2 separate regions of the Homo sapiens genome follow, and region 2 is linked to region 1. A link is a loop called in an ENCODE intact Hi-C map of the cell type or tissue named here. Cell type or tissue: PC-9. All regions are shown on one strand. Region 1 has its middle 64 kb from the start of WAPL-DT. Region 2 overlaps GRID1 (glutamate ionotropic receptor delta type subunit 1).

Region 1 (2,500 bases):
AAAGCTCAGCCCATCAGATTTTACAGAAGCTGTGGAGGATGAATTGTGTTCCAAGGACAGAGATGTATTCTGGCTTTCCACTGGGCCCAGCCACAACCTGAAGCCGGCAGAGGAGAGTCCTTCTCTCCCAGGTGTCCCCCACACCTGCAGGACACAGGGTGTGCCTTCAGGTCAGTCAAAAGAGGTCCTTTAAACTTTTTCATTTCTCAATATATTTGTTTAGACAGAAGACCCTTTTTACAGATGTAGTCACTGAGCCCTGAGGGCTGCCGTACCCAGGCCAAGGTCATGTGGACTTGAGGCCAGAAGGCACAGCAAGAGGACAGGAGGCCAGTTGTCTTTCTTTGGCACTGGAAGACTTCCCAGTGTTCTGGTTGTCCTAACACCAGTGTCTCTCCTCCATGTCCCTTAGCTAAGTGCTTTAATGGAGACAGAGCAACCCAGGATAGCCACACCAAAGGCCCTGGCCTCAGAGGCTCAGCCTGCTGCTGGCTGGGGAAGGTGGCTGACAGAGGCTTCCAGCCCCCAGCTCCCTACAGGTCGCTGTCCTATGGACTGGGCCAAACCTCCCTGGGCACACCCCACCCCTACCTCCCACCCAAACCAAGTGCGCAGTGCCCTGAGAGCCTGCACTGTGAGAGACAGCCTGAACTAGAATGGCCTGCTGAGCACTCTAACATCAAGACTCAATTGCTGCCTCCTCCCCGGGCCCCTCAGCGGGAACCGGTTGTTCTTGTGCTTCTATTGGAGCAACTAATTACATCTATTATTGGAACAATTAATTTGTTGTCCATGTGACTGTTCCACTGTGGGCTCCTGGAAGGCAGGACCTATTTCATGTACCTCTTTGTAACCCTAGATGGAAAGCAACTTGCCCAGCACAGGAGGGCCCAAGTGACGCTTTTCCCGTGCCACCCCTTCTCTGGGCAGTTTCCTTTAGGCGTGGTCCCCCTCCTGAGGCACCACAGTGCCACCCAGTGGCAGAATTGCAGTACTGAGCTCTCCGGGGAGGGCTCTTCTGCCCCACACCCTGCTGGGGGCTACTTACAGCAGGGGTTGAAGGCGAGTAAGGGGTCACCGTCCTGGCAGGGCCCTCCTGCATGCCACAACTAAGGTCCAAATGGGGTTGAAATGGCAGAGAAACACAGCCAGTGCCTTTGTGGGCTCCATGTATTGCGGTATCTGCTTGAGGCTCATGCGGTTTCTCTCCCTGTCCTTTTTTTTTGTAGAGACAGAGGTATCCCTATGTTGCCCAGGCTGGTCTTGAACTCCTGGGCTCAAGCAATCCTCTCACCTCGGACTCCCAAAGTTCTGGGATTACAGGCATGAGCCACCCCGCCCAGTCCTAGTTTGTATTATTATTCCTTAGAGAACAACACTGCTGGAGGCAAGGGGCATGTCTGATCCATTTTATCCTCACAGGCTGGTCTGTGGCAAAAACTTAAAAGTACTGCATCTATGCAATGCATAGGAACAGCCAGCCTTTGATTGGGTCTTAGCAGAGGGAGTCAGGGTGAAGCACATAGGGTCTGGCATGAGAAGACCTCCATCCCAGTCCTGCCTGACACTTTCTCACTGTGTGGCCGTGGGCATGTCCCACCCTTTTCTGGGCCTCAGTTTCCCCATTAGTAAGTCAAAGGAGTTGCACTAGACTGTTACAAGGCTGCTCTGATCCTCCTGGGACCTCAGGACTCCTGATCTCAGAGGATGGCCTAGTTTTTCTTCTCTGAACCATTCCTACCCTCAAGCCTTTTCCTCGGATTGGCAAGACTTAGTTACAGGATGAAACTTCCTTGTTCTGGGAGATAGATAAGAGCTGTGTTCCAGAGAAGGAGTGCAGTTGGCCTGGGAGCAGAGGAGCAGCCCTGGGGCATGGGGAAGGGAGGAGAGGATCCTGTGTTCCTAGGAAGGATGTGTCTATTACAGGGTGATGCCAGGGAGCAGAGATGCCTCAGGCCTGGATTCAGATGGAGAACAGAAAGGGGGCCCCAGCTGTGCCAAAAGGGGATAGGGCCACCACTACACACTAGAGGAGATGGACAGTGGGCGGGGAGAGTGGCAGGGACACAAAGTGAGCTTTCAGCATTTGCATCCTGTGTCCAGCCAACAAATGTGTGGCATTGCTCCCAATAGCGAGGGAAGTGACTTCAAAGATGAGTAAATGGAGTGATTCTTCACCTGGGGAGGAGGGCGGCCCAGCTCTCCGGGAGGAATGCCAGAATATCAAATGGGGCTGGGAGGCTTTTAAAGATAAAAAGAAACATTCAATAAATCTAGGATTTTAATAAAAATAACAACCAAATACAAAGCTCAGCCAGTTCTCTCAGAGATGCACAAAAGCTGGAGTGAGAGAGTGTTGCAGTAGGAGCCTTGGTTTAAATCTCGAGAAGAGGCTGGGGACGATGGCTCATGTCTGTAATCCCAGCACTTTGGGAGGTCAAGGCGGGAGGATCACCTGAGGTCAGGAGTTTGAGACCAGCTTGCCCAACATGGCAAAACC
Region 2 (2,500 bases), 480 kb before region 1:
CCCTCTGTGACTCTCCCCTGGCAGAAGGGGCCTATGCTTTTCCTGAGCATGTGTGTCTGTGATCTCCTTAGACCAGAGGCCCAGCCATCTGTCCATCCTCAGGGTCCGACTGCTTCAGAGTCTGCAGACAGCAGCTTCTCTGGGGTCTCCATGCACAGGGGCCACTGGTGGCTGGGGGTGGCACAGGACAGCCCTCAGTGTTCCAGAGGCCCTGCATTGCAACTGGCTTCCAGATAACTGGGAGGGGTATCTGGGGCCAACTTCAGCACCCTCATGGGGCTGGGGCTCTAATATCATCAGTTATTTTGACTCCTCAGGGATGCTGGTGCAGGGAAGGAGGCCAGAGCCTGGTAACTAGCATGCAGGAAGGTGTGGGGGCAGCATAGCATGGGGAGAAGTGCATGAGCTTCAGGGCAAAGAGACCCTGACTCACCAAGTGACTCTGGGCAAATAACAGCCTCTCCATGCCTCAGCGCCTTATCTCTGAAGCCAAACTTAAAGCAGATCTGGCTTCAAAGGCTTATTGTGCAAAGTATTGTAATCACACACATAACTGAGCCTTGACTCTCCCAACAGCATGCAGGCTGTAGAATATAAGAGCCTCCAATTACCGAGCACTTCTTGTGTGCAGGACTGTATTTGAAACATGTCTCATATATCATCTCAATAAATTCTTAGCATAACCCTATTCAATCATTTAGTCAAATATCTACTGAGCATTTTTCTTAGGTGCTGGAGATATAGGATTAAAAAAAAAACAAATAAATGTCCTTGTGCTCTGGTGAAACTTACACTCCAGTGAGTGGAAGACAGAAACTAAACAAGATTAATCAATGAAATGTATAATAAGTTATACAGTCAGGAGTGTTAGGAAAGCAATAAAGCAGAGAGGAGGGAGAGAAAATGGCAAGCTGGGGGCTAAAGTTTTCACAGGTTGGTCAGAGAAGCCCTCATTGGGAAGGTGATGGGGACTGTTTGGATTATTGGTAATATTCACTCCCCTCCCTGTAGGTGGCGTATACTGCACAGCTTGACTTGCTGTAGCCAATGGGATGTTAACTGGCATAGCACAAGCAAAAGCTTGAAATGTGCACACGCAGGACGTGTCTTCTTGTGCTTGTGCCATGGCCAAAAGAGAGTGTCTCTTGGGTAGCTGCTGCTCTTCCAATCTTGGCCTTGCCGAGATGCTGGCAAACAGACCCACAGCTGGAAGCAGAGCCCACCAAGCCCAGCCTGGATGAGGCACCTCCACCAACCTGTAGGGTGCATGAGATGCTGGATTCCAGTGAGACTTGAGGCTGTTTGTTATGCACCATTAAATGGTCACTGGTGACTGATAGGGGGACTTTTGGGTAAAGACTTTAAGGAAGTGAGAGAGAAGGGGCTCGTGACTATCTGGAAGTCGATTTTTCCAAGCAGAGAGGAAAACAAGTATAGAGATCCATATGCAGGGGTCCACCTGGCATATTCATGGGACAGCAAGGTAGCCTGGGTGGCTGGAATAACAGATCCAGGAGAGGAGCAGCAGGAGGTGACATCAAAGAGAGGATGAATCAGGTAAGATGTTAGAGGTTGAATGACCGTATAATTTATCACCCTAACTAGGACTTGTTTTTTAAATCAAAGTGTAATTTACATAGCAAAATGCATTATTTTGAATGTATAATCTTATGAGTTTTATAAACTTAGACAGTAATGTAACCAACACCATAATCAAGATACGGAACAGCTCCATTGCCCACAGCAATTCCTTATGGCTCTTTGTAGTGAATCCTCCTATCCCTAGGCCTGGAAAACACCAATGAGTTTTCTGCCCCTATAGTTTTGCCAATCAGGAACATCACATAATTGAAATTATGGAGTATGAGGCCTCTTGAGTGCAGCTTCTGTCACTCAGCATATGCTTTTGAGAATTATCTCATGTTGCTGTATGTAACAGGAGTTTGTTCCTGGTTTGTTTTTCATTATTCCTTTTTTTTTTTTTTTTTGAGACAGAGTCTCACTCTGCTCTGTTACCCAGGCTAGAGTGCAGTGTGGTGCAATCATAGCTCACTGCAGCCTCAATCTCCTTGGCTCAAGAGATCCTCCCACCTAAGCCTTCTGAGTGGCTGGGACTACATGGCATGCACTATGCCTGGCTTGGCTAATTTTATTTTATTTATTTATTTTTTTGTAGAGACAGAGTCTCATTATGGGGCTCAGGCTGGTCTCAAACTCCCTTTTTAATGCTGAATAATATTCCATTGTATGGCTGTACCACAGTTTGTTATCCATTCACCAGCTGAAGGACATTGGGATGGTTTCCAGTTTGCGGTTATTACAACAAAGCCGCTATAAGCATTCACAAAGAGCAAACCAGGATGATTCTGAGAACGAATATTTCTTCTGGAACAAAAGGCATAAGTGGGGACCATCCCTCATAGACCAGGAAGTGTGTTCGCCCTGCTTTGTCCACACAGGGACTCCAGCTATAACCCCAGTGAGACAGGAAGACTCTGAG

What was found. Peaks named below come from ENCODE experiments on the same cell type or tissue, not always from the same donor. Only the 100,000 strongest peaks of a DNase experiment are listed, where the experiment ranks them.
Region 2: it touches region 1 in a loop (8-fold over the local background); 2 of 110 quality-filtered maps call a loop at or near these places.

Annotation. Positions count from the first base shown.
Region 1 is chr10:86,584,659-86,587,158 of GRCh38, forward strand. No RefSeq gene overlaps it. Among named protein-coding and RNA genes, the nearest start is that of WAPL-DT, 64 kb to the left of the region's middle. RefSeq lists enhancers at 72-573, 815-874. In PC-9, CTCF peaks have their summits at 1,011 (motif pointing left) and 1,214; a DNase peak (open chromatin) is centred at 983.
Region 2 is chr10:86,099,663-86,102,162 of GRCh38, forward strand. All of the region lies in intron 4 of GRID1 (glutamate ionotropic receptor delta type subunit 1), which reads right to left. Among named protein-coding and RNA genes, the nearest start is that of MIR346, 160 kb to the right of the region's middle. In PC-9, CTCF peaks have their summits at 1,025 and 1,317; no DNase peak of the experiment used is centred here.